2 separate regions of the Homo sapiens genome follow, and region 1 is linked to region 2. The links are chromatin loops, found by intact Hi-C in ENCODE. Cell type or tissue: endothelial cell of umbilical vein. All regions are shown on one strand. Links, peaks and the distances in the headings refer to the core of each region. The heading gives the core; the rest is flanking DNA. Region 1 overlaps PLCL1 (phospholipase C like 1 (inactive)). Region 2 overlaps PLCL1 (phospholipase C like 1 (inactive)).

Region 1 (15,408 bases), core at 1,439-5,438, 100 kb after region 2:
TCTGGTGCTAGGCTTTTTTTGGTTGGTAGGTTATTAATTACTGCCTCAATTTCAGAACTTATTGGTCTATTCAGGAATTTGACTTCTTCCTGGTTTAGTCTTGGAAGGGTGTATGTGTTCAGGAATTTACGTATTTCTTCTAGAATTTCTAGTTTATTTGCGTAGAGGTGTTTATAGTATTCTCTTATGGTAGTTCGTATTTCTGTGGGATCGGTGGTGATCTCCCCTTTACCATTTTTTATTGTGTCTATTTGATTCTTCTCTCTTTTCTTCTTTATTAGTCTGGCTAGCCATCTATCTATTTTGTTAATCTTTTCAAAAAAACAGTTCTTGGATTCATTGATTTTTTGAAGGGTTTTTTGTGGCTCTATCTCCTTCAGTTCTGCTCTGATCTTAGTTTTTCTTGTCTTCTGCTAGTTTTCAAATTTGTTTGATCTTGCTTCTCTAGTTCTTTTAATCGTGATGCTGGGGTGTCGATTTTAGATCTTCCCCACTTTCTCCTGTGAGCATTTAGTGCTATAAGTTTCCCTCTAAACACTGCTTTAGCTGTGTCCCAGCGATTCTGGTACATTGTGTCTTTGTTCTCATTGGTTTCAAAGAACTTATTTATTTCTGCCTTAATTTTGTTATTTACCCAGTAGTCATTCAGGTTGTTCAGTTTCCATGTAGTGCGGTTCTGAGTTTCTTAATCATGAGTTCTAATTTGATTGCACTGTGGTCTGCGTGACTGTTTCTTATTATTTCCGTTCTTTAGCATTTTCTCAGGAGTTTTATTTCCAATTATGTGGGCAAATTTAGAATAAGTGCTATGTGGTGCTGAGAAGAATGTATATTCTGTTGATTTGGGGTGGAGAGTTCTGTAGATGTCTATTAGGGCTGCTTGGTCCAGAGCTGAGTTCAAGTCCTGAATATATTTGTTAATTTTCTGTCTCGTTGATCTGTTGAATATGGACAGTGGGGTGTTAAAGTCTCCTACTATTATTGTGTGGGAGTCTAAGTCTCTGTGTAGGTCTCTAAGAACCTGCTTTATGAATCTGGGTGCTCCTGTATTGGGTGCATATATATTTAGGATAGTTAGCTCTTCTTGTTGCATTGATCCCTTTACCATTATATAATGCCCTTCTTTGTCTTTTTTGATCCTTGTTGGTTTAAAGTCTGTTTTATCAGAGACTAGGATTGCCACCCCTGCTTTTTTTTTCCTTTCCATTTGGTTGGTAAATATTCCTCCATCTCTTTATTTTGAGCTTATGTGCGTCTTTGCATGTGAGATGGGTCTCCTGAATACAGCACACTGATGGGTCTTGACTGATGGGTCCAATTTGCCAATCTGTGTCTTTTAATTGGGGTATTTAGGCCATTTAAATTTAAAGTTAATATTGTTTTGTGTGAAATTGATCCTGTCATTATGATGCTAGCTGGTTATTTTGCCCATTAGTTGATGCAGTTTCCTTATAGTGTCAATGGTCTTTACAACTTGGCATGTTTTTGCAGTGGCTGGTACTGGTTTTTCCTTTCCGTATTTACTGCTTCCTTCAGGAGCTCTAGTAAGGCAGGCCTGGTGGTGACAAAGTCTCTCAGCATTTGCTTGTCTGTAAAGGATTTTATTTCTCCTTCATTTATGAAGCTTAGTTTGGCTGGATATGAAATTCTGGGTTGAAAATTCTTTAAGAATGTTGAATATCAGCCCTCACTCTCTTCTGGCTTGCATGGTTTCTGCAGAGAGATCCTCTGTTAGTCTGATGGGCTTCCCTTTGTGGGTAACCCGATCTTTCTCTCTATCTGCCCTTAACATTTTTTCCTTCATTTCAACCTTGGTGAATCTGATGATTATGTGTCTTGGGGTTGCTCTTCTCGAGGTGTATCTTTGTGGTATTCTCTGTATTTCATGAATTTGAATGTTGGCCTGTCTTGCTAGGTTGGGGAAGTTCTCCTGGATAATATCCTGAAAAGTGTTTTCCAACTTGGTTCCATCCTCCCCATCTCTTTCAGGTACACCAATCAAATATAGGTTTGGCCTTTTCACATAGTCCCATATTTCTTGGAGGCTTTGTTCATTCCTTTTCATTCTTTTTTCTCTAATTTTGTCTTCACACTTTATTTAGTTAAGTCGATCTGCAATCTCTGATATCCTTTCTTCTGCTTGATCGATTCGGCTAGTGATACTTTTGTATGTTTCACGAAGTTCTCGTGCTGTCTTTTTCAGCTCCATCAGTTCATTTATGTTCTTCTCTAAACTGGTTATTCTAGTTAGCAATCCCTCTAACCTTTTTTCAAGGTTCCTAGCTTCCTTCCATTGGGTTAGAACATGCTCCTTTAGCTTGAAGGAGTTTGTTATTACCCACCTTCTGAAGCTTACTTCTGTGAATTCGTCAAACTCATTCTCCATCCAGTTTTGTTCCCTTGCTGGCCAGGAGTTGTGATCCTTTGGAGGAGAAGGGGCATTCTGGTTTTTGGAATTTTCAGCTAAGTCATTTTAACCATTCTCAAAAGCATATTTTTAACTAATGGGGCTTACGATGTGATGTTTTCATCTTTATATTTAAGAGGTTCCAGTTTCAAGGTATTTTGTGACTGTTAGATTTCATTTATTTATACTTGTAAATGAGTAAATGTAGATCATGAATTATTACAAGATTTCATATGTAATCCCTGCCTAATTATTAATGAGGGCTAAGTCATAAAAGGCAACCACTGTCACTCATGGGAAAAAATATGTCCCATAGCATGCAAAGAGCACTGGATGACTGATGGCTACAGCAGAAGAGACCAAGGCCAGCCAAGCTAAAGAAACAACCAGAGCAATGTGCCACTCCAAACTATGGCTGCTTCCCAGTTGCATAGCACAAACACAGTAATTCAGCCTTAACAAGAAAATGAAAGGCAAATCACTATTAATCATAAAGCAAACAAAAACATTTGGTGAAACTAATGAATACTACTTATAATAGAACAGCAAAAATCTACATGTTTTTTGAAAATTCTCATCAAAAATGCCTCTTTTAAAAAGAAGAAAATTAATTTATTAAATAAGTTAATTTCTTAACATAAAATTTAAAAATGGATTTTAATAATTTTAACGATGCATAAATTCAACATAATACAGTATGAAATAGTGTGTAATGTTGCAATTGAATTACTTTTAATTTCACAAACACCAATATGAGAGGTGGTGATAGGGCACGGCTCTTAAAGCTAGCTCTCTAAGTTCACGTACTAGCTTCAAATATGATTTACTAGCTGGGTAACCAAGATATTCTTTATTTGATTCTGGAGGAACTTAGGGAAGAAATTCTGTTTCATTAGAAAAATCTGTTTCTTTACTATTACCTATAGTCTACCCAATCACATACAGCTAGGGTTGCCAGATTTAACAAATAAAAACACAGGATGCTCACTTAAATTTGAATTTTAAATAAACAATAAATAATTTTGCCTAAATTGTACTAAAAACTTATGTACTGTTTATCTGGAATGCAAATTTGACTGCATGCCTTGCATTTTGTCTGGCAACCACCTACAGCAACTCTGCTAATACTATACTTACTATTTTTCATTATTTTTAGTGAGCACACCATAACAATAGTGTCATAAATCATGCTTTGTGCTATATGGCATGTAATTACACAATCAGCTGGCAGCCTGTGTAAAGAACTGCAATGGATTCAAGAGGATTCCTAACTTTTGAGTTAAAGTGGTAACCATTTATGGAATTGTTTTAAGACAGTTAAAGACATTCTGTTTCAATCTGTTCTTGATATGTTTCCTAAGGGGACATAACAGCTTTTAGTATTTGCTTTTACCCAAATGGCAATGACTGGAATATTCGATTATGGATTTATGTATACAATTATAAAATTGATCTCAGCAATCAAGTTTCTGCCCACATAAGCATATTTCACATCACTATATGGATACTTTTACAAAATTTCCTTTGACATTGCAAAGGTATAAGTTTTAAAAGATTTGTTCTAAACTTCAAAATTAGCATTATTGAATATTTTTTCAAAAGCCACACTTGATTGTTAAATTATAATAATCCAAGCATAAGAATTTTTAAATCCTATGTTAAATAACAATTCTGTAATCTAATATAGATATATGAATTAGCAAAAAATCAAAACTTTGACTACAATTTAAAATCACAAAGACATTAAATAAAATGTTTTGTGCTTTTTACTGTTAGTAAAACAAGTTTTGAACTCAAAGGTAATTTTGATCATCAAAACGTCTCAATAATATAAGTTTTCTATGTGGCATTTATACTATTTCAAAGCAATTTGACAACAGTTATCCCGTGAACCAACCAACCTCTTGCAAATGGTTTTATCAAATAAAACATAATTAATATAAACACCAGTGAAATACTGATATTTACAAAAGATCTATTTACTCCAAACTAATGAAAATGAATCTTCCAACCCAAATTATAAAAAGAAAAAGAAAAACTATAATAACAAACTTTTTTCTATTCATCTCTAAAACATGACCTAAATGATTCAATCTCAAGTTATCAACAGTATTTGTAATACTAGACAATAAAAAGTTAGCAAAATGATATTTTATTTCATGTCTTATAAAAAACATATTTGCTAATCTGTGAGAGTAATAGAAACATAGACTCTTGACCATGTTAAGATAAAGATCAGTAAGCTAAAACAGAAAACAGTTACATTCCCTGTGAGTCATCATATTCCATTGACTAAAAATCACAATTTAAGGAAATTCTGTAGCCAACTGAACACTTAACAACAGTGCTATGACCATTTGGGGGACTTTGGAAAACAATGTAAATCTTGAAGAGCGAATATCTGGCAACTTTTCTAAACTAGATCATAATCTCAGGAAATGATAAATTTAAGATCCAACAGAGTACTTTTTTAATGCTACACTGAATTATTTTTCAAAACCAACCCAAAAATACGTTTTTCAAAAGTTGAATGGATTTATTTTTTAACCTTTATCATGATATCCACTTTGTTGACAACACCTAGATTATATCCTCTTGTCGACTCTGAGCTTCTCTCTCTTCCAATCTCCCTTGTTTAATGCTCCTAAAAACATTTTTCCCAGCTGTGCCAGTTTCGAAGAAAGCACATTTAGAAAAATAAGAATAGCCAACATATATTGAGCAACTATGAGCAGGGCACTATGCCTATATATATATATACACATATATATTTATATGCATATATACACACAGTGTCATCTCATAAACTGGAATGTGAGAAGTAGGAAGTGGTAGGAATTGGAACTGGAAGAAAAAGCGGGCTCCACATTGCACTGGGCCTCCTGACCCACGTAAAGGGATTTGCACATTATTCCTAGGACAATGAGAAGTCATCAAAAACTTTTAAGGAAGAAAATGATGCAGTTGGATTTGCCATTTAGAAATAATACTCTAGCTACTACTCTGGAGAATTAATCAGGCAAAAGAAAATGGCTGGAGGCAGAACTACCATGTGGGAAGATGCCACAATGATACAGGCCAAGCTAGTGGCCTGAACTAGTGTAGCAGTGAGAACTATTTAGTAGGTAGACCCAAGAAAACATGGTGATACATTGGATATGATAGAAGAGGGGAAAAAGGAGACAAAGATGACATCCAGATTGCTAGCAAGGGCAACTGAGGATAGTGGTGCTATTCATGAGATGAAAAACGAGAAGGAAAAATCTAGGAACTTGGAAATATCCAGCAAACAGATATCCAGGCCTAGGTATATTCACTCATTCAATAAACATTTTTAAGCACCTGGCTTGGAGCTCAGCTCTATACTATACTTCTGTTACAGCACCTATATTCTATTTGGGCTTACAGTTTTAATACATTGGGTATTGTGCATGTCTGCCTCACCTTCGAATCTCTATATTGCAAATATAGTCTTGTCATGAATGCTAGAAGCATCAATGAACAGATGAATGAACGAATCGGTCATTAAAAGTAACTTTGCCAAATGTATTATAGTGTAAAAAGAATTGATTAGCATTGCCAAAAAGGCTGTTAGTAGAGTTAAATTTCAATGGCCTTGGATCCACAACAGAGATATTAAGCATACATTTAAAGATTTAACATAAAACATTAAATAGTAAGAGAAAAGGTCCACATTCTTCCTCATCTTCACATATAAATCAATTATATATCAACTCAATTTTCAATATTTGAAGGAAAGAGTCAAAATCTATCAGAATTAAGAAATTCCTTTATATATAATCACCTAAAGAACATTGTTTTCATTTTAGTTGTATCTCACAGGATGAAGCGTAGGTAGATGATAGGCCACCCATGCCAGATGTGGTCCATATTCACAAACATTCACTTATGCTATTGTGAACGAGGTATCTCAAGATAGCAGATGGGTAGTCTGACTAAATACATGTCATACATGGTTTGATTAAGAGATAGCGGCAGCCGATAGGACTGCTTCTCATACACCAGTCCACTGCTGTTGTGAGGCTCAGTGAAAAGCCTCCGAGAAGGAAATACTGGCAGGTACAACTGCTAGGAAAGTATATAGACCCTGTCGTAAAATTATGTAGTGAATTACCGACTTTTCATTAGTAGCCAATGGACAGTGTCTTTATTAGAGGAACTGCTAGATAAATGGATTGTCAAGTCCATTTTTTTAGGCACAGCCTAAAATATTTCTAAAATATATAACAGATATATTGCATTATTCACCTGCAAGCCTTATGGCAAACTTGTGGGATAGGCATTAAAATTCCCATTTTACCAATGAAGAAACTGAGGCTCAGGAAAAATTTTATGATCACACAGTTAGAAAGTAGCAAAAATGAGATTCCAGGATCCCAGATCAAATTCTCAAATCTGTGTCCTCTTACCTGCCCACGCTGTCTCTCAAAGACTTAAGTTCCTGTTAAGGAAAGCGAACCTAGCAATGGTAGACTACATTAACTCAGGGCAAGATTCCCTTAAGGAAGGTAGAAGAGAATGAGTTGTCTTGGTTTAGTTTGGGTGAGAGATGGGAGATAAATCAAGTACATGCTTAGCACTTAGTAGGAGCTACAGAAGATGCAAGAAAAGTCTAAAATGTGGTCCCTTTCTTCATGGAATTGGTAGGAGACACTGTAATTTCCCACTGTTTATAGGATAGTTTCTAACTTATATCATCCTTGTGAAAATCAAGGTTATAGCTGATTAGCTAAAAGAATACTGCCTATGCCTTCTACTGAAAGAGCTTGTAGCCTTAAAACTTCCAGGAACACTGGCTCCATTTTACTGTGGTACTAGGACTGGGTCCAGTGTCATACAGCAGCTGAATTTCAGAGTGAATCCATGATTGGCTTGCACAAAGATTACAGCCAAAATTCCAATTCTTTCAGAATGCTTTCATAAAGAAAGCTATGTTTAAATCTAATAGGTATAAAGAAAGAAGCAGAAAAATGTTATATTCATTATATCCTCCTCCACCCACTGACTTGTGTCTTACCCACGAGAACCTGGCAGGTGACAAACACCTAAGGCAAAAAACCAGAGACACCTCTGATTTTCAGCATGCTTGGTCAAAAAACCTGCAGAAAAAAAAGGCAATATTGCTTCCTTAACCAAATTATTACTTATAATAAAATGAGTAATAGCTGCCAATTTTATGGTTCACCCCTTTCCTTAATTTTAAGGTTTTATTTTAAGACCAGTCATTACTTATTTAAGGCCCCTGCCTTTACAGAGCATCGTTTTGGACCACAAAACTGAACAGCTCGAAAGAGTTCTGGCTTTTAAGGAATTTACAGTCTAACAAGAAAGACAGACTCATAAACAAACAAGCTGAATATCTGAGTAGGAGTCAGACATGTTTTTTTTTTTTTTTTTTTTTTGAGACAGGGTCTCGCTCTGTTGCCCGGGCTGGAGTGCAGTGGCACAATCATAGCTCACTGCAGCCTCAACCTCCTGAGCTCAAGCAATCCTCCCATCTCAGCCTCCAGAGTAAATGGAGCTATAGGCATGCACCACCACACCTGGCTAATTTTTGTATTTTTTGTACAGATGGGGTCTCACTATGTTTCCCAGGCTGCTCTTGAGGTCCTGGGCTAAAGTGATGCTCCCACCTCAGCTCCCCAAAGTGTTTGGATTACAGACTGATTTTTTAAATACTTAAGTTTTCATTCACGTTTTGCATATAGCACAAATTTTACCAAAATGGCCATAATTCCAGGGTGAAAAAAAAAAGGAGTATGAAGTCATCAGCTGTAACAGGACTTTTGCTCAGTAAAAAGCAAAATTCAAAGATGTCATTGAATTGTAAGGTGCAATCAGTTTGGACAAGTTAAGAAAGTTATTCTAACAGATGCCTTCACAGAGTTTTAGGTGTCTCTTAAGTCTGAGTTTGTGTCAAGATGAGAATTATGAGGACTTTTCTAAAATTTCAATCAACTTGAAGCAAGGAAAAAAAACCATTATATATTGTTCATTAATATGAAATTTTAGATAAAAGAATGACCAAAACCAAGGACACAAATATATCAAAACCAAGGACACAATATAGTGTCAAATTCTGTAAGTACTTAAAAATCATTTGCTGAATTAAATTGAGCTATGCTAAATTCATATATAGCTCATTCTTTTACTCTAGAATTTGAGGAAAGTGGAGACCACTTTTAAACAAACTTGACCCTTTCGTAAAAATTGTGCTTTTGTTTGTCAAGAAAGAACAGAGAGAGTGACAATTATACATACTGAGGAGTGGTTTACAGAACTTTTTTGGAAGAAATTTGAAGCGTAAAACAAGTAACTACTTACTATATCAACTCAAATCAAAGTTTCTGGGCATTTTTCTTTGTAATACTGCAAGAAATTAGAGAAAATCAATGATGACCAATATGAACAGAGACACTGGAACTGCCCCATCTACCAGAAAGATGACCATCACAACTCCAACCTGGTTAGATATGGCAGCCAAAAGACAAGGTTTGCTCCATGACTCAAACATACCATTTTATTCAAAGCCCTCTATGATCAAAGTCTTAAGAATTACTATTTCTTTATTTCTTCATATCTGAGAAGTCCTGACAATTCTTTCAAAACTAGCCTCAGATTTTATTTTCCTATTTCCAAATAATAATAATTAACATTCATTGACTATCTACCTTGTATCAACCATTTAGGTAAGCACTCTACATGAATTCTCTCATTTAAATCCTCCCAAAAACCACCAACCACATATATATATATAGAGAGAGACAATCAGTATTCCAATTCTGGCAGTCCAATTCTAGGGCCTTTTAATGGTAGTGCTATACCACCTCTTAGATCTAGCACTTAATTCTAGAAACTTCTAGCCATTCTCCTAATCCCTAATTTATTTCTACTGTTTCACATAGTTATTAAGAAAATTATCTTTAAGCTGGGGGCAGTGGTACATGCCTGTAATCCCACCACTTTGGGAGGCCAAGATGGGAGGATCACTTGAGCCCAGGAGTTCAAGACCAGCCTGGAGAGCCCATCTCTTAAAAGGAAAAATAGAAAATCATTTTTAACTGATTTTTTACCTATGATTTTTACCTATAATTGCTTCCCTATTGAAGAAAAGTACAACGGCTTTATACATCATATTAAATTGAATCCAGCTGCCATATCAAGCCTACCTTTGGTGAACTCATCATATCCTCTCAAATTCAGGAGCATAGTGTCTTAATATAAAGACAACTTTGCTGAACTGTGGTCAATGGAATATGTATTTTTTTCCAGAAAAACAATTCTCCTGATGGTTACATTTGTAGAAATACAGGATCCAAAAGAAGGAAGGTAAAACAGCCCACTACAGTGGACCACAGTGCATCTGGCATAGCAACCAGTGTTGAGGCCTAGGAACACCATTTCAAATGAAACACTGACAAATCAGAACATGCCACTTACTGTGTGAATCTGGGCAAATACTTAACCTGTCTGTGCTGCAACTTCCTCATCCATGAAATGGGGTAGACAGTCCCTACTTCATAAGACTAGTAAGAATTGGTAAGAGTTAATACACATAAAGTGCTTAGAACAGTGTCTGGAACATGGTAAGCACCCAATAAATGTCAGGGGTTATTTATTATAGTGGGAGTGTGGGAGGAGACACCCACGTAACTCCCTTCAAATATGTCAAGAGCTGTCATGTGAGAACTTAAACTTACTCTTTATAGCTCCTGAAGGTAGAAATAGGACTGCCTAAGGAAAGTGTCAGAGAATAACTTGATTTGGGCTCAACGTAAGAATTTTTTCAAACGACAAAAGCAGACTGAAAATGAAATTGGCTCCCTAGTAAGGGAGGCAACTCCCTGCTGACTGGAAGCAAATTCTGCACATCTAGAAGGGTTCCTGCCCTAGTGTGGTTAACTGCAAAATGACCTCCAAAGGCTCTCCTAAAAGTTCACCACAGGATCTTTCAGACAGCATGTGGCACACAACAGTTACTCAAGGCATCCTAAGTTGTTCTTGCTTGGAGTTTATCTATGATTCACATATGGTATACATTTGAAAGTCAGGATAAAAAGTGCAGTCCATGTCTGTGAGACATCATTTTGAAGCCAACTGGCTCATACAGACAGACCCTAGTAGCACATGAGCCGTGTTCTGGTCAATTTTCCTAACCAGGTTAAACAATGTGAACCCCAAAACAGAATAATGTCTGATTCCCTCCTATTACAAAACACTTTGGTCCCTTCTCCAAATTAAGAATATATCCCACGACTAACTGTTTTAACCTTAACAAAAACTTACAGTCTCCTCTTGTTCATTTTACCAATAGAATCTCCTAATCTCTACCTAAGCACATGGCCATCCTGATAAAGACTACATTTTCCAGCCTTCTTTGCAGCTGGGTATGGCCATATGACCACTGGGCCAATGGGCCAGTGGGATATGAACAGAAGTGGCATGTGAAACTTATGGGTCACTTCCTTAAAAAGAAACTAATTGCTCTCCACTTTCCTCATCCCCCTTCTTATGAAATAGAAGGCAAATGTGGTGATAGGCCATTTTCATCAAAGGGACAAGCCAACATCTTAAGGGGTGGCCCAAAAAGAAGAGCAAAAAATCTGGATCCCTGAATTACTTTACGGAGCAGAGACACCTACCTGATTTGTAATAACCTGCTTAGTGTTGCTTATTAAAGAAATAAACTATCTTGTTTGAGCCACTATGTGCAGGGATCTCTTTGTCAGAGCGACATAGCCTCCCATCAGATGAAAGTATTTATAAATATGGAGAGTGGACCTCTTCACTTCAAAAGCTCAGAAGTTCATGTATAAATATTCTCAGCTAAATTCCTCCTTTAAAAAAGATTTTTATAGTGAAATTTTAAGTTCAGATGTAGATCAAGCCAACTATCTAAAGCAAACAATACTTTGGAGGGCTGAGTACCACCACCAGTGATATACTTCCTGAACACTGAAAAACAGAATGGTTTATAAAGGAAAAGACCCAAATGATAGGGGGAAAAAAGAGAACTTGAAGAAAACTACAAAGACAGTCCTTGTGGGTTATAGCACCGTGATCCTTACAGGGACAAGACAAATAATCTACCTTAATCATCTACTTGATCTTTAAAATGCTTAAGCCATTTTCAAATGTAAGACCTAAATATCAAAATTGAAACCATTAATAAGAATACAGAAAGGCTTCAAACATAATCAGATAAACACAGTTAAGCTTTAATGTCCATACGAAGCTTCAGAGCAATGTTTCTGTAGCTTGTAAAAAAGCAAATTCTTTAAAAGATAGTAAGGTATTAGGCACAGTGGGTAAAGAACTTAAATCACAGTTTTGCTTTCTCCAGATTTTTCTTGAAGAAGTTCAGAACAGCAAAAATATCCACTTCAGAATTTTCATTTTATGTAAATAAATATCTAATATCTACATCTAGACAGTTTTAAATTTTGATTTCAACTTTTTATCTTATTTAATACCACTAAGCCCACCACATTCTCAGTTGATCCCAATGTCAGCAGAAAGTATTGCTTTTCTCTTCTGGCTTTTAACAGGCTTCATGCAATGAAAAATATTCCATAACCTGGTCTTGTTATCCATGAAACCAGATTGCAACTGATTCCCTATGATGTGAGCTTATATGGAAATCACACTTTGATACAAGCAGTGCTAAGAAAACTGGGCTTTGTTCTTATTTTAATATCTTACACTGCCATACAGGCTGGCATACATACCCCATTACACTGACAATGCACAGAGGAACACAATAAATGACTCTAGAACTATAAGATAATAAATCTGTGCTGTTTTAAGCCACTAAGTTTGTAGCAACTTATTACAGCAGCAACAAGAAACTAATACTTGGGGTTGCTGACATGTAAGTTTTGAAGAGTCAGAAGCCCAAAACCCAGCCCTAGGAGTTGTGCCAAAACAACTACTTCAGATCCATTGCTTTTTCTTAGATCCTTCCTACTTCCAACTTAAATGAAATAACATATATGCACCTAACTCAATAAACGGTGGTTGCTTTTATTGCAAAACAATCCAGGGTTTAACTACCTTAACTTTTGTTTTTCTGCTCAGCTCCATTCCAGCCAGATGAATATATTCTGAAATCATTGTTCGTTTTTTCAGGTTGCAGGTTTGGAAGACAAAAGAAAATGAAGAGTAAAAGTATACCTTCCCCCAACCCTACTACATACACACACACACACACACACACACACACACACACACATGCATAATAGTGAGCCTTGGCTTCCTCATCTCTAAGGTGGAAGTGATAATGATAGCTACATGTCTTCCCAGACTGTTGTAAGAATTGAAGATATTGTAAGATCTTGACAATGGTGTGCTCATTATTATTCTATAACATGAACGCTTGAAAGAAACCTCCACTACCTATCCCTGGTATCATAAACAATTCTAATTACATTATCTAATTATCACAAATAATCTCATTTTAATGATTCTCTGAAAGAATGGGAGTGATAGTAGACAGCCGGCTTAGTAAAATGAAAGGGTAGAATTGGAAAATGGTCTCTAAGCTCCCATTCAGCCCTCCAATTCTATAACAATGTAATTGAATAAGTAAGCAGTCTCAAGTTGTGGTATAAACATATATTTTTTTCCCTAACTGCTCATTCTCAGATCCTCTCTGTTTCTCTATACTCCAGTTATTACTGATAGCTTACTCAGATTCCATAGTGTTTCATTCTGTTTCCATTATCAGAAGGGTTCTTTTGAGTCCTTACTCAGTCTTGCTCACTTTAAAATTTCAATGTCATGTTTAATTCAAGGTCTTCTCTACTTTGCAGCCCCCACGGCAAGCTAGAATGGTGGATTTAGTGGCTAGGGCTGGGGGTGGGTCTACTCTACCCACTTCTCCCTTTCTCTTCCCTGCTACACTTCCTTTCTAGTCTTAAGCTGGAGGATGAAATGAAGCCGAGGTCTCTCCATAGGATGGCCTCATAGGGATGTTGCAGGCCCCACTGGGTTGGTTTTCTCTACTCCTCAAATTAACACTGAACTGACCACTGGTTCTCTCTGTGAGGCAGGCATCCAAAGGCTGACTCTCTATGAAGTTGCTTATTCCCTATAGTGCCCTTCTTCCCCACACATTTATTATCCTGGTGTGGGAGATTTGGCATGAACATTGACCTTTTCCCTCCCATCCCTCACCAGCCCCTGTCCCAGCCTTTTGTTACCAGAGTCTCTTCACCCAAGAAACCTCTTTGGGTGGGGCAGCAGCAAGAGGACTGGATGTCTTCTACAGTGTCCTCTTTCTCCACAAACAGGAGAGCATCAGGGGCTCTGATGGTCCAGTAACTCAGTGTCTTTCAAGAAGAGACAGAAAGACACCAGTCTGAACTTATGGGGAGATTTGGTGGAGAAGGAGACAGTTAAATGCCGCCACCATTACCAGTCCAATCTTACACTTAAGAGTTATCTCTTGGCCAGGTGCAGTGGCATGTGCTGTAGTCCCAGCTACTGAGAAGGCTGAATCAGGAGGATTGTTTGAAGCCAGAAGTTCAAGTTCAACCTGGGCAATATAGTGAGACACCATCTCAAAACAAGCAAACAAAAAAGAATCATCACTTGAGTCCTTTCTCAACCTCAGAAAGGGTCATTATCTCTTCACCTTACAATGAGGTAAGTGGAAGGAATAGGCTGTCTTCAGGAACCACAAACACCCCCCGCCCCAACCTCCAAGTCTACTTTGTCCCTTCCAGTCATTCCCTTACTCAGCCTGGGGAAAAGGGTTTGGGCAAAAGAAATAGTGAAGGTAGTGGAGGTAGTGAAGCCAGCTTCTTAGTAAGGAAGGGACGGTCATGGTTGCCTGAGTATGTGAATATTTAGAGCCTTTTTTAAAGGAGTGGTGGCTAATTCCAGCACTCACAACTACTTCCATCCTAGTACACCAACTTCTACAATGATTTGTTTGTCAGGTCATTTCTCCCTATTGGTAAATCTATCATACTGAAGGTGCCACCATGAAGAATCTCCCTGGACTTTCCTAGAGCTGGGGTTAGCAAAATAGCCAAGTAGACAAAGCTTACTTTTAACGCCAATCATCACTATCGACAACCCAGAACAGTCCTCCCTTGATTCTTCTCAGGAATCTTCAGACTCAAAAGAGCTTTGGGTCCAACGATCACTGCTAAGTGTGTTAAGGTGTCAGGTGCCCATCGGTTAAAAGTTCTCCAAAAAAACCAAAGACCATCAAAATTAAAAAAAATAAATAAATTCCAAAATGTACAACTTCTGGCAGAATGATTCAAGTAAAGACATTTGTCAAGGCATTTACTCAGCCCATTTATAAGCATGGTCCCATCTGACTCCATTCCCCTCTAGCACATCTTGATCCCTCTCTTTCTCTTCACTCCTTTCAGAAACCTCAACTACTGGTCAAGCTTAACAGCTAACATTTCTGAGTGTGACTTCTCACAACCTATGCAGTTCTTACTTTGATGACGATGTCTCTGGATAAAGACCATCTTCCCAGTTGCAGGAAAGAAAACTGGGGATCAAAAGGTTACCTAAACCAGGCATGGGGACACAGGCCTATAGTTCCAGCTACTTGGGAGTTTGAGGTGAGAGGATCCCTTAAGCCCAGGAGTTCAAATCTAGCCTGGGAAACACAGCAAAACCCCCATCTCTACTAAAAAAAATAAAATAAATGTTACCTCCTGTTGAGACTTCTGACTTCCAATATGCCTGGCGTAAGTATACACACACACACACACGTGCACACGCACACGCACATAGAAACATCAGTTCATTTATCACAAAACTAGCTTGTTCCCACACTAAATAAACATGAGAAAGTATGAGGAAAAAAAGTTTTTTAGGTTTCAAATGCTTGGGAGAACCCTTTCTTTTTGGACAAGAAAAAAAAAATCACTTTAAGAGAATGTGACCAAATACTTTATTGCATAAGTGCTGTAATACTAGAGAGAGAGCCAAAGACCTGTACCTTTCAATAA
Region 2 (15,408 bases), core at 3,832-7,831:
ATGGGCATTTAGGTTGATTCCATGTCTTTGCTATTGTGAATATTGTTGTCATAAGCATACATGAGTCTTTAGGGCAGAATTAATTATATTCCTTTGGGTGTATACAGAATGGTAATTCTGTTTTAAATTCTTTGAGAAATTGCCACACTGCTTTTCACAGTGGCTGAACTAATTTACATTCCCACCCCAGCAGTGTATAAGTGTTCTCTTTTCTCTGCAAACTCACCAGGACCTGTTATTTCTTTACTTTTTCATAACAGCCATTCTGTCTGGTGTAAGATGGTATCTCGTTGTGGTTTTGATTTGCATTTCTCAAATGACGAGTGATGTTGAGCATTTTTTCATATGCTAGTTGGCCGAGTGTATGTCGTCTTTTGAAAAAGTGTCTGTTCATGTCCTTTGCCCACTTTCTAATGGAGTTGTTTGTTTCTTGCTTGTTAATTTAAGTTCATTTAGATTCTGAATATTAAACCCTTGTCAGATGCAGAATTTGCAGATATTTTCTCCTATTCTATAGGTTGTCTGTTTACTCTGTTGATAGTTTCTTTTGCTGTACAGAAGTAAAAGTGATATTAAATGTTCTCACAAAGAATGATACGTATGTGAGGTGACTGATATGTTAATTTGCTTGATTTAATCATTTCACAACATATACATATATGAAAACATTACTTGGTATACCATAAATATATACAATTTTTGTCACCTATAAAATGTTTTTGTCAACTATAAAATATTTTTCTTTCCTAACGAAGAAAAAAAAACTTATCCAGAGGTCAGAATTTAAGTTTATGCCTCTCTTATCTGCAAATACCTCATTCAAATAAAATCTATCATCTTAATAGTGCTTTTGAATATGAGAGAGAAAAAAAGAAACCTTCTGTCTTGGTTGCTATGGTTACAAGAAAGGCGTTGTGGATGTGAATATGCCGACTTCACAAAGTCAAAAGCAAGAACAGTGATATTCTCAGCACTGATAAACACTCTGCCACTACAGCTGCACATTTACAAACTTCCATGAACTCAATGAAAGTGGATTCAGGGATCCATTAGGTATTTTATCATATTATATATCATCCCCAGCTCACACTACTTTTAAAAGAGCTGAAGAAAGAAATCTCTTGATAGACAGCTTCCTGTCCATTTACAACCTAGAAGGTACCTAACAAAAAACAAACAAAAAAACTTGCTGGCAAACCAAACTGTTTTTACTGAGATAAGAAAGAAACCATAAACACAATCATTTTAAAACACTCATATTTTAAGTATAGCTGCTAATATTGAATGACAGTTGCCATAAACTCTAATTGGATGAGATGCATTAGAGTTAAGTGTGTTGAGCCAAAATGCTCTTACATTTGCCGTACAGATTTCCGGGAGCAATTCACAGTATGTATTTCTGCAGCTATAACCATTTTTAACCCAGATTACTCTTTCAGGAAGTTTATTTTAAGCTCAGTAACTTAAATACTGTACCCAAAAAATATATAGAAAGGAAGAAAGTAAGACTTTACAAAATTATTATAGAGGCCATTATATATATATAGACAATTATTATATAGACAATTATCCAGTCTACCATTATGAGCATTTAATATAGAATAAGAAAGAGCTCTGTACTGTATCACATCAAGAACCTTCTTCCCACCCTTAAGAAACATTCTGATCTTAAATCACCCTGCAGGCCCAGTTCCAATGACTTCCATTAGCTCTCAATTATCCACGATGATAATGAACCAGAACAAATAGTCAATTCACCAATTACCCTCATTTTGCCCAAATATCACAGCCTTTTCCTTAACTAATATAGCTAAAGATTTGCAATTAATCTATTAATCTTGTTATTTCCTTTCTACCAGCTCTGAGGCAATTAGTATATAGAAACAACACATACTAGCTAACACGGCGAAACCCCGTTTCTACTAAAAATACAAAAAATTAGCTGGGCGTCGTGGCAGGCGCCTGTAGTCCCAGCTACTTGAGAGGCTGAGGCAGGAAAATGGCGTGAACCCGGGAGGTGGAGTTTGCAGTGAGCCGAGATCGCACCACTGCGCTCCAGCCTGGGCAACAGAGAGAGACTCCGTCTCAAAAAAAAAAAAAAAAGAAAAGAAAAAAAAAAGAAACAACACAAACATCAGATGGGAGTCAGGAATAAAAGAAAGAGAAAAAGAGAACAACTTAGATAATTCTCCAACTTGATATTTAGCTCCTGAATAATTAAGAATCAACTAGGATATAGTGCCCACCACACTCACTGAAATTTTTTAAAATTCTCTTTTCATACCTTTAAGTCAAGGGCAAGCATTTTAAAAAGCAGACAGCCAATAACTGCTCCTCTCACACATACTTTGTTTCTAGGAGTAGATACTTTAAACTATTTCCTTTATGAAATTCTAACTTATTGTTTTTGTTGATTGGCCCTAAACCTCACCAAAACAAAACCAGCAGACCTAAGCAAATCAGGATGCCTCCCAGTTTCAGGTGATCTCTTTTTCCTTTTAACACTCACAGTGAAGTACCTAACATGCTCTCCTATTTCTTCACCATTCTGAATGCCATCTCCCAATCCTGCTTTAATACCAATTTACTGCCACAGCCCATGTCTCACTTACCTTTTAATTCCTGCAATACCTGGAATAGTGTCTTGTGCATAGTAGGTGACTAAGAAATTGATCTTGAGTTGAAGTAAGTTAAAAACGCCTTTCTATACACATGCAAAATAGTGAGTTAGCAGGAACAGAAAACCAGACACTGCATGTTCTCACTTATAAGCGGAAGCTGAACAATGAAAACACATGGACACAGGGAGGGGAACAGCACACACTGGGGCCTGCTGGGTTTGGGGGGTAGGGGGACGGAGAGCATCTGGAGAAATAGTCAATGCATGCAGGACTTAAAATCTAGGTGGTGGGTGACAGGTACAGCATACCACCATGGCACATGTTTACTTATGTAACAAACCTCCACGTCCTGCACGTGTCCCAGAACTTAAAATTAAATTAAATTTTTAAAAAATAGTTGTCAAAAAAGTGTAAGTACCTCAAAATGGGAAATAACTGTGTTCAGTGCAGTATAAAAAGAGGTCCTAGACAGCAATTCCTAAACCATCACAAGCTGAAGAAAATACCCAAGTTCACTGCATAATCTCATTCAACAGAATCAGAGCACTGAAACTAGCCACATCTCATCAGATGGTAACTGTGGAATGAGTGAGTATCAGAGGACCGTGCAATCAATATGAGTAGCAATGACCCAACAGAGAAAGTATGGGGAAGATCACAGAAGCCTAAAACTGAGAAATTGGCAGTTTTTCAGGTCCTTTGGTCACATCATGTCTTGCTCATTACCCATTCAAAAGAATTTCCTTTAAAATAGTCCAGTTCTGCTCTATGCAGGATATTTTACAATCTAGCCTTAAACAAAATTGAATATACATATGTAAATTATGTAAAATGACCACAGCCCTCCAATTTTGACAATTTTAACCTTAACAATTTAAACCTCTCCACTTCCCCTTTCATGTTCAACTGACCTGTGTAGTAATAAGACATTCAAGAAATAATTTTATCATAGTCCTTTATGCTTCCCACTGAATTTAAAACTGGGAATAAAGGCCTCTGTCCTATGAAAAGGTTAGATCATTGGTTGGTTGGGTGATTGGATGGTTGGGTGGGTGGGTGGGTGGGTGGGTGGTTGGTTGGTTGGTTGGTTGGTTGGTTGGATGGTTGTAGGTTGGTATGAGGAAGGCAAGAGGTCTGTCTATTTCTTGAATCATACTCAATAAGGCCATCTCCAAACAGGAAGACAGGAACCCCACCAAGATCATTTGTATAAAGGTACTGGTAGCTTCTGCCATAAAAAGGAAAAGAATGGGTGGAATTTGCATGCAGAAATGAATAATTTAATTGAAGATCAGCCGGTGTAGACTGCCTTATAAGTTGTTACCACCTACAGCAACAGCTGAGCCTCCTTGTAATTATAGTTCTATCAATGACTTTATCCTTTAAAGAAAAAAACAAAACCTGAAATATCCTCAGAGCACTATAAATGATAGCAACTATTCCAGAATGCTGCTCTGAGGTGGGTGAGGAAAGTTTAAGTCTGACTTTCACCGACCAGATCTAAACACTTTTATGGGGGCAAAGGGAGCCCAGGCTTTCTTGCTAGCAATAGATACTGCTTCTTAGGCTCTATCTTCCCTTCCGAGACACCTCCCAGTTTCTTTTCCCAATCAAGGTGGCTCTTATTTTTATTCCAGCTGGAATTTACCACACGAAACTTAAGAGGGTGAGCATATAATGTGACTTAGCCCAAACCCTTCACTTACCTGCCCTGCCACCCTCCAACTGACCCCTCCCTCATGACCTTCTGTCCACAGCCCCTGCTCATTCAGCACTGATGTAGAATAGGGCATAGAGTAAAGAGTAACTGTCTACCACTTTTAGCAGCCTATCTTTATAGAAAACAAGATCATAGAAGGCACAATAAACCAAATAAGCCCTTCCCAGATAGAAAAAAGAACTTTGACAGTGCTGGCCTCCTTATGTGGGAACTTTTGTGAGTTAAAAATGTTATTAATAAAATTGCAAACATGCCCCTCCATATGTGTCCTGGTAGGAGCAAGATGGCTCCCTGAAAATTATGCAGGCAGATGACCTACTGATTACAATTCTTCCTCACATCTGCAGTGTGTTGCAGCTCAGAAGGCCTGACCAATTGTCGCTGTATGGTGCCTAGAGTTCTATGAACATACATTATTTTTCCAAAACATACAAGGAAATGAAAAGCATCAAAGAATAAGGTATAGTAGGAAAACGAGGCCTCTTTACACAATAAACTATTAAGAAGAAAAACAAAAGACCCAGTTATTTCATTTTATTTTAGCCCCTTAGTTTTCACAGATTTAAAGTCATCAAGTATAAAAGAACCCAAAGATCTTTCCCTCAAGACATTTCACCAAATAGCTCAACTGCCAAACATCTGAATTTGAGTTCAGTCATATCATTTGCATGTACTCTATTTTGTGAAGAACAGATCTGTTGAAGTAGTGTTTCTTATTACCAAAATTGTATGTTTCCCTGAAGCAATGTAGTAATTAAAGATTCTCCTTGACTGATATTTTCAAAAACGTCTATTTAAAGTGGGAGGTTGGGATATGTGGTAAGTCTTATGAAAGTGTGAAGTAGTTAAAAGATCTAAATGGCACATATTCCATTGCAGATCACTTAAGTTACTTTTAGGTTGTTAATATTTATATAGAGCAGTAGTAATGGATTTTTCTTTACTTCAGAAGTTCCAAGATTAGTAGGCATTTGCACAGATTAATGCACACTCTTCCATGCAGATTCACCCCATGGGAATCTTTTTCCCTCTCACTATTTGATACTCAGTGAGACATCTGTGTATCACAGGAGAAAAAATGTCAAAAGAACAACTTTAGGTAATGTTTGATTCAATAAATAAATTGAAATTAAGTATGTTATTTTTGTTTTCTTTTTCTCTCTATTATTCTATAACCTCACACTGATAGAGTAGATAAAGGATGAGGCAATGCAAGTCAACGAATGAGAAACAAAGATGGACGAAGAACTAAAGGAAAGTCTCTGTGTCACTTACTTTACTAGTTACCTAGCACTATTTTTAACTCTCTCATTAGAATTCATACCTGCCCAGAATCCAAATGTGAAGCTGTCCAGTACTCTGTTCTAAAATCAAAACACATCAAATGCCCAGCTTTCAATTATTCCTATAAAATATATCTTAATCACTCATATCCCTTCTACCTAACCTTCTGAAGTACCTGAAAACTGTCAAGAGAAAAGGAAGGAATTCTTGATATGAATCCCACTAAGTCACTGTGAGTCACAGAAATGGCCAGGCCACTCCTGCTTATCTGCTAATAACAGCTGCAGCCACTTCCAACTGAAGAGCAGGAGCCTTCCTGCCCACCAAACAAAGAGTGGAAACAGGAAAGAATCTTCATTCAACAGTTAAGGAGCATGCTGCCTCATCTTCTGGAAGGTGGAGCTTCCTTCTAGGGTGTTTATAAGACTGCTGATACAAATGTATAAAACCCAAATCAGGAGAAGGCGTTTACAGTCGGCCCTCCATATCCATGGGGGATTGGTTCCAGGACCCCAGAAGGATACCAAATTCAAGAATGCTCAAGTCTCTTATATAAAATCGTTCAGTACAGTATAACAAATGTCACTATGGCATTAATGAGGCTAGAAAATGACTGGCCTGGAAACTGTTTATTCATTAACATAATTTAAAAACTAACAATTCACTGAAGCATATACATTAGCAATCACAGAATCTCATTTAGTTAAGTGACACATGCCAATGCTAAAATGTTTTCATTATAGAAAAGTTGAAAAAATTAAAGAAAAGTGTAAAGAAAAAGATTACCAAAGGGGAAACAATATAATCCAAACAGAAGGCAATGACTATTGACATGGTGGTATATTTTTCCAGGTATTTTTCTAGGCATATTTATTTTTGAATTGTTGTACTGAGTTGTATACATAATTGTGAATCGATTCTGTTGCTTCATTTACTATTGTAATATCTAAGTTATGAGAAACTCTTTATAAATATCATGTTTATGACTGAGTTTAATCTTGGAACTAAGCAAAGGTGAAGACAAGGACTCATCAGTGATTTAACACCTTTTTAAAATCAAAGTTCAAGGATACACTTCCATCATTAACATTTCATCATATTGTTTTCATAAATACTTTTAGAATTGTGGGATCCAGTCCAAGTCAAAAAAAAGAGAGTCCCCTAACAGTGCTTAACACTTTCAAAATAATAATCCATTTCATAAATCTTCAGAGCAAAAACTATACCAGTGGTAATAATGTTAGCACAGATTCCACTCAGAGCATCTTGAATATTTATCTAAGACATAGTCCCAGCATTGGCTAGTATCTATACTTCTTTAAAAATATAATGGGGTCAAGAGAGAATTTTCATGTAAGTTAACTTCCTAGAGGCTCCTAACAGCTCTTCATAGTTAGTACTTAGTGAAAAATAAGCAACATTTGCTTGCTTAATGCCACTGAGTACAGAGTCAAGGAGATTTAACCATGACAATTAAGTCATGTTGAGTGATTATATAAATTGGAAGAAATTTCTTGTCCAAAGTGAAGAGCTAATACATATATCATTCTGGATGCTTACTCATGACTAATCATGTATTGAGCAATAAATGCAAAAGGAAAAATTGAAACTTGATGAAAGGAAGTTTCTAAAACTGTATACCTTTGGTTGAAATATATGCATATAATGACTAGATGCAGATATAAAGCAATATACCAGTCAAAAAAATCATACCATCAAACTTCATTTAAAAATGACCCTTGGTTCTAAATTTAACCTTAAGAGTTTGTGCATTTTTCACAAAATGGATCCTTCTTTGTGCTTTTCCTAAAAGAGGGGAAAACTACACCATATTTGCTTGTCAATTTTCACATAATCTGGCCATAACGTCACTAATGCTAGTCATCAGTGTCTGTTTGGGTTATTCCTGAGAAACAATATAACCTTAAAATTTTCCATAATAAACATAGATTTTGACACTCAAATTATTTCATCTTAGTATCTCACCCATGCACACTTGAATCAAAAGTTTGACCCATGAAGGAAGGTGTCTAGTGATAGGATCCCTCCTCCCAAGTAGTCCTTTCAAGTGAGCCAGAGAGGTTTCTAAATCTGGAAACCAGCATAGCCATTTCTCCAGAATTTTTGTAAAAATGCCCTGTGAGTTGGCTTATGTAATACTTGGCTGTTTGCCTTGAAAACACTAATTTTGTTCATTACAATGCTACTTTTGCTTTTCTACCTTTCTTCTTTGTATTTTTAGCATTAGGAAAAGACAGAAGGTAACCCTCAAAATGATAGAAGAACATATCAACCAAATTCTTCTTGAAATCCCAAAGGAAAGAGATATGAAGCATCACAGAAGAGGGTGAATACATTGAGGAGGGGCTCACTGACATTGGTGGTGCCAAGATGAGTTAAAGCAATGAATGGAGACAGAATTAAATAACATTAAATGACATGGTAGAATGCCATTCCCCTTTCAGTTCTCTTTCAATCCCTCTGATTACATCACAAAGAACATTTAAGTTTGCTATTCTTTAACACCCCTCTGACAATAACTGTGATAGATAAAAAGATGGCCACAAATTCTTCCCTACTATTTTCCTTGAATCTGAACTAGACTAAATCAATAGAAAGTGGTTAAGATGTTGTGGGACTTCAGAGCCTAGATCCTAAGAAACCTCAGTGTCCACGAAGACTTCTTTGAGCACTCACTCTTGGAACTTAGCTGCCACATGTGATGACAAACCATATGAAGAAGCAACGTGTAGGCACTACAGGAAATAGCTTCAGGCGGTCCCAGCTAACAGGTAGCAGCCCTTGCCCAGCCAAATAAGACAACCACCATGAACATCCAGCCCAATCAAGCCTTCAGATAATCCCTGCCCCAGCTGTCAAATGAAACCTCATGCCAAACCCAAACGAGTACCACAGGATAGCCAAGTCAACCCACAAAAATGTGAGTGATAGTAATAAAGTATTATTTTAAACCACTAAGTTTTGGGTGGCTTGTTTTGCAGCAACTGATAACCAGAAGGCTTCCTACTCCCCAGTTTCAAGAAAGAAACAATAGGCTGCAGTTTCAGCAAATGCGCAGGCCAATAGTAGACAAATGATAAAAATACTACTTTTGATCTTATTTATGTTTGTGCCATGTGATAGTGGGTTTTTATTTATGGTCACGGTTAGAAAAGGCAACATCAAATGAATACAAAGTTAAAGAGACAAATTTTTTAAATATCACGTAAATTATAATTTGAGTTTGAAAGCTCATAACAAAAAATGGGATGGTGAATGGCCATGAATGGCTGACATATGGGAAACATTGCATAAAGATAAAGGATAACATGGAAAGGTTCTAAGGGAATAGACTAGGCTCAGAAACAGAAACCTCTTATTTTGCCTAAAGAGGTAAAATGGCAGTGCAAAATCCACAAGTGGGTTCAGCCATTGCTTGTCACATTCTGATGTTTTCTGTCTATGTGTCACTACTTATTCCTGAGTCTCTACTACAAAATCTGAGGGTAACTCTGACCTCTCCCACAGGGTTGGTTTGGGGCTCTACAGCATGTTATTGAATCTACTCATATACTCTTTGGAGGTAGAAAAAAATCACAGTGAGCCACTGAAGCTTGACAAGTTATTTGCTGACATGCTGTGAACAAGAAATTTACACATGTTGCAGAGCAGCAAGTAAGGATTCATAAAGATGAGAGGGAAAACAAGACCCCCTCAAAGACAAACCAAAAGCCATAACTGACAAACATGGTTTGAATAGAAGGAAAGCTGACCTTCAAAACAAGACTGAATTTCATTCAGAATGTATTTAAGATCCAGAAGAAAGGACAGATGTGCTACAAATAGAGTGACAAAATATGATACTTAAGAGCATTTAAAACTGAGTAGAAAAATCAGGTCTCCAGCTAAAAGAGAGATTGAAATAAAAAGGGTTAATGACAAAGGTGTGGGAAGGTTTGGCAGGAGGCTCTGGTGTAGAGGAGGTCTGAGGGAGGGAGGGAGGGAGGGAGTGTTAGTGAGTGCATGGAGAAAAGTTGTAGTTTAAGTACAACTAGCAGACCATTAACATTTATGATGGATGTCCTCAGGCTTTTGTAAATACCACTACAACATATGATTTCCTCCATAAGATACACACTTGAGAAGATGTGGGTACAGGCTTTCTCCTTGGCTAGGAGTGGCTCCAACAAATTAGTCTTGCATTCTCACTGTCATATTTATGATTTGACCCAATTACAAATCACCACATTGAAGAGCTTAAAGTTCATTCCCAAATAATAGAAACTGAAAATGTTAAATCTGGGAAAGCCAAGAGTCTACTGTATTCACTTGGGAAGAAATTTCTTCTCAGAAGCTGAATGTTGATGATTAAGCAATCCACTAGCTAGAACTGAAACACCCCACTCAAAATTCAAGCTAACTGATTTTTTTTAACCAACCAGTTTTTAAAACTTCTCCAATATACTTCTATAGCACATAAACAAATCCCTCACAACTCTGAAAATTTTATTTTATATTTTTCACTTTATCACCCATATAAATACAGATTTTTTTTCTCAATACTTAAAAGTTTTCAGTGTGGGAAACAGCATGTGGTGTTGATAATTTCCTAGCCGGCACATTCATAAATTCAAGATTATTGAGAACTACAACAGTGTCCACAAAAGCCCATCAGGAAAAGTAAAAAACTGATTCTTAATCTGTTCATTTATAAATCACTTTTTCCATCTTAAAAACCAAAGCCATAATATTATGCTACATTTCAGATTGTTTGATTGCCCGAATTTATTCAACAAATGGGTAGGGAATCAGCTAGAAATTTGCATTCCTTTCACTTTATTCTATGATCAGTTCTAGATTATTCTCAAATATTATGGAAACCCTAAATGTAATATCTAAATGTAACGTTAAAAACTCTAGATGTAATACCTGAAATGCTCTGGGTTTTCAGTCAACCACTTAAGTCCTCAGAATATAATGAATACGTTCCTACTCATGACCCCCCCAGATAAGAAGGATGCTAAATTCAACTGTTGCTCTCCCTGTGCTGACAGGCAGGCCTGCACAGTGCTCAACAGTGAACTGGAGCCGGTCTCGACCCTGTGAGCGCTTCATTAAACAAGTTTAGCCCTCTGTACTTCAGTTCCCTGGTCTATAAAGTGCTGTATCAATAATAATAGTATTGCTCATGGGTTGTTGTAAAGATTAAATAGAGTGATACACATAAAATACTTAGCCTAATGCATCTACATACATTTTAGTGCTACTGTTTGTTGTTGTTACTAAGATTTACCACAACTCAAATTAACTCAAATCTAAAGGTGAATTTCTCAGAGCTTTCTCCATTGTCAATACCAGTGGAGGGTTCACCTGAAAAGATGTTTGTGTATTTGTGATATGACTGCTCTCAATTAAGAATTTATCAATCAGAGCCTGCTCAGGAGGAACAAAGACATTGAAGCTGCAGCAGAGACAAGGTCTTGATTTTCAAAGATCAGGCCTACGGCTAGGGTAAAGCTAGTGAAGCACTTGCCTTGCGTGCAAAAATGTAAGGGGGCCTCTCCCTCTCCCTCTCCCTCTCCCTCTCCCTCTCCCTCTCCCTCTCCCCACGGTCTCCCTCTCATGCGGAGCCGAAGCTGGACTGTACTGCTGCCATCTCGGCTCACTGCAACCTCCCTGCCTGATTCTCCTGCCTCAGCCTGCCGAGTGCCTGCGATTGCAGGCACGCGCCGCCACGCCTGACTGGTCTTGGTGGAGACGGGGTTTCGCTGTGTTGGCCGGGCCGGTCTCCAGCCCCTAACCGCGAGTGATCCGCCAGCCTTGGCCTCCCGAGGTGCCGGGATTGCAGACGGAGTCTCGTTCACTCAGTGCTCAATGGTGCCCAGGCTGGAGTGCAATGGCGTGATCTCGGCTCGCTACAACCTACACCTCCCAGCCGCCTGCCTTGGCCTCCCAGGGTGCCAAGATTGCAGCCTCTGCCCGGCCGCCACCCCGTCTGGGAAGTGAGGAGCATCTCTGCCTGGCCGCCCATCGTCTGGGATGTGAGGAGCCTCTCTGCCTGGCTGCCCAGTCTGGAAAGTGAGGAGCGTCTGCGCCCGGCCGCCATCCCATCTAGGAAGTGAGGAGCGCCTCTTCCCAGCCGCCATCACATCTAGGAAGTGAGGAGCGTCTCTGCCCGGCCGCCCATCGTCTGAGATGTGGGGAGCGACTCTGCCCCGCCGCCCCATCTGGGATGTGAGGAGCGCCTCTGCCCGGCCGAGACCCCGTCTGGGAGGTGAGGAGCGTCTCTGCCCGGCCGCCCCGTCTGAGAAGTGAGGAGACCCTCTGCCTGGCAACCACCCCGTCTGAGAAGTGAGGAGACCCTCCGACCGGCAGCTGCCCCGTCTGAGAAGTGAGGAGCCTCTCCACCCGGCAGCCACCCCATCTGGGAAGTGAGGAGCGTCTCCGCCCGGCAGCCACCCCGTCCGGGAGGGAGGTGGGGGGGGTCAGCCCCCCGCCCGGCCAGCCGCCCCATCCGGGAGGGAGGTGGGGGGTCAGCCCCCCGCCCGGCCAGCCGCCCCGTCCGGGAGGTGAGGGGCGCCTCTGCCCGGCCGCCCCTACTGGGAAGTGAGGAGCCCCTCAGCCTGGCCAGCCGCCCCGTCCGGTAGGGAGGTGGGGGGGTCAGCCCTCCGCCCGGCCAGCCGCCCCGTCTGGGAGGTGAGGGGCGCCTCTGCCCGGCCGCCCCTACTGGGAAGTGAGGAGCCCCTCTGCCCGGCCAGCCGCCCGGTCCGGGAGGGAGGTGGGGGGGTCAGCCCCCCGCCCGGCCAGCCGCCCCATCTGGGAGGGAGGTGGGGGGGTCAGCCCCCCGCCCGGCCAGCCGCCCCGTCTGGGAGGTGAGGGGCGCCTCTGCCCGGCCGCCCCTACTGGGAAGTGAGGAGCCCCTCTGCCCGGCCAGCCGCCCCGTCCGGGAGGGAGGTGGGGGGGTCAGCCCCCTGCCCGGCCAGCCACCCCGTCCGGGAGGTGAGGGGCGCCTCTGCCCGGCCGCCCCTACTGGGAAGTGAGGAGCCCCTCTGCCCAGCCAGCCGCCCCGTCCGGGAGGGAGGTGGGGGGGTGGGGGGGTCAGCCCCCTGCCCGGCCAGCCGCCCCGTCCGGGAGGTGAGGGGCGCCTCTGCCCGGCTGCCCCTACTGGGAAGTAAGGAGCCCCTCTGCCCGGCCACCACCCCGTCTGGGAGGTGTGCCCAACAGCTCATTGAGAACGGGCCAGGATGACAATGGCGGCTTTGTGGAATAGAAAGGCGGGAAAGGTGGGGAAAAGATTGAGAAATCGGATGGTTGCCGTGTCTGTGTAGAAAGAAGTAGACATGGGAGACTTTTCATTTTGTTCTGCACTAAGAAAAATTCTTCTGCCTTGGGATCCTGTTGATCTGTGACCTTACCCCCAACCCTGTGCTCTCTGAAACATGTGCTGTGTCCACTCAGGGTTAAATGGATTAAGGGCGGTGCAAGATGTGCTTTGTTAAACAGATGCTTGAAGGCAGCATGCTCGTTAAGAGTCATCACCAATCCCTAATCTCAAGTAATCAGGGACACAAACACTGCGGAAGGCCGCAGGGTCCTCTGCCTAGGAAAACCAGAGACCTTTGTTCACTTGTTTATCTGCTGACCTTCCCTCCACTATTGTCCCATGACCCTGCCAAATCCCCCTCTGTGAGAAACACCCAAGAATTATCAATAAAAAAATAAATTTAAAAAAAAAAAAAAAAAAGAATTTATCAATCAACCTGCACTTGTCTCTATCTGTACCTAGAATTCTGCTAGATAGGGCACTTTCCTTCACTAACACCACCCAAATACAAAAGGAGAAAATATAGAAACATTAAATATAAAGATAATAACACAAGTTTTCATGACTGTTATATTATGAGATACCCAGTAAAAGAGTTGTAAAAATTCTGATGAGAGAAATAACAGTGTGAACTGGATTTCAGTTTTCTGATATTTCAGAAAAGATATGCAGTTTCTGTTGTACATTAAACTCAAAGAAGTGTATGTCAGGTGAGAGAGACGGTGTGATCAAAGGTACAGAGGTGGAACAAGAGTGGAGTGTGCATAGAAATTAAGTCATGAAAATAGAGATTTTGGTGGGTAAGTACAGGTATGCTTGTTTCTCCAAGTATTAGGTAAAGAAATGCTTATTTATTTATTTATTTAAATTTGATTTGTATTTTTTGAACTTTTATCCATTTATTTAATTCAACTATAAAAGCTTATATCCGCCTGAATTAAGTATGAGGACATTTTTCCACGCCAATATTTATAATCAAGGCATACATTCTTACCACAACCAGTAATTTTTCACCCGAAACTTTGAAAAGGACCCCTATTAATTAATAGAGGTGCCTCTTGTTTTCCTATTTCATAGGTTCCATGCCATTATAAGTAACACTCAGCAACTGATAGATGCTGGTTTGCTATCATTCAATATAAACCAAATTTTCAGAAGAAATACAGTCATGTACCACATAACGCTTTGTTCAACAACCAACCTCATATATGACAGATTATAATACTGTATTTTTTACTGTCCCTTTTCTATTTTTAGATATGTTTAGATGCACAAATACCATTGTGTTATAATTGCCTACAGTATTTAGTACAGTAACATGCTGCATTCTTTGTAGCCTAGGAGCAATAGGTTGTATCATGTAGCCTAGGTGTGTAATAGGCTACACCGTCTAAGTCTGTCAATGTGAGTATACTCTATGATGTTTGTATGATGACAAAATCGCCTAACAATGCCCTGTCGTTAGCGACACATGACTGTACAATCACTAGATACTAAAGGCATAAGTATACATTCAATTTCATCTCCATGGCCTTTCTCATTGAGCTGGGAAATTAACTTGCTCATAAATCAAAATACGAAAGGCTTTCATGGTTTGCAAAGAACATTACATTGGCTTGCAAATAATGCTGGATATTTGCCCACTTTTGGAAAACAGCTGCAACAAAGTTATAGAAAATATGCCAAGTCATTTCACCCTTAGTTCTATATATATTCTTCAGAGGGCACAAGACCACAGCAGGTGTATCTTTTTACACTAGACACTGTCTGTAAGAACTATAATAATTTGAGCAGCATAAACCTATGCAAGCAACCTTAGGTACTTTTGCATATGTTATTATATACTTACTCTATTTTGCAATCATTCCATTAATTTCAATTGTTTCACTCATCAGAAATGTTACAATAAAATGAAGCAGCCATTTGGTTAATAATTTTTTCAAAATATGAAGTTACCATTTCAAAGGAGCTAGAAAAATAGTAATAATTTCCAATTCCAAGAAAGAAATCTCAGTCTTCCTCAGGCACTCTGTCCTCTGCTTGTCACTGATGTAGCATCCCATGCTACATGGTAGTGTCCAGTTTCTTCATGTTTCACAAACCACTCAACATCAAAAGCACTGGAGAGAAAGATGATACACACAAGTCTTCCAATGAGCATTCTGAGACAGTCTGTGGAACAGCTGTCCCTTTCACTCTCCCCTGCAGAAATAGCTGTGCCATTCTGAACAGCATTGTGATTAATGTTTCATATTCAAAAGTTTAATTTGACGGACCACTGATAAATTTTGAGTTGCAGAGTCAAAAAGACCAATGGATAAACAATAACCCAGTTGCTATTGACTTTGTGCCAGAAGACAATATATATGATCTTATTTCATTTTCATGACCACCCTATGGCTAGGCATTATTATTACCCTCATTTTCCAGATAAGGAAATCAAAGCACAAAGAGGTTAG

Evidence for each region. A loop is a pair of places that touch in the nucleus more often than their neighbours do. Peaks named below come from ENCODE experiments on the same cell type or tissue, not always from the same donor. Only the 100,000 strongest peaks of a DNase experiment are listed, where the experiment ranks them.
Region 1: a loop joins it to region 2, with 6 times the contacts of the local background. A loop is called at or near these places in 1 of 110 quality-filtered maps.

The regions. Positions count from the first base shown.
Region 1 is chr2:197,817,136-197,832,543 of GRCh38, reverse strand. All of the region lies in intron 1 of PLCL1 (phospholipase C like 1 (inactive)), which reads right to left. Among named protein-coding and RNA genes, the nearest start is that of PLCL1, 20 kb to the right of the region's middle. In endothelial cell of umbilical vein, for the core only: no CTCF peak of the experiment used is centred there; DNase peaks (open chromatin) are centred at 3,623 and 4,723; H3K27ac peaks cover 1,010 bases.
Region 2 is chr2:197,919,961-197,935,368 of GRCh38, reverse strand. All of the region lies in intron 1 of PLCL1 (phospholipase C like 1 (inactive)), which reads right to left. Among named protein-coding and RNA genes, the nearest start is that of PLCL1, 120 kb to the right of the region's middle. RefSeq lists an enhancer at 5,730-6,024. In endothelial cell of umbilical vein, for the core only: no CTCF peak of the experiment used is centred there; a DNase peak (open chromatin) is centred at 5,908; H3K27ac peaks cover 619 bases.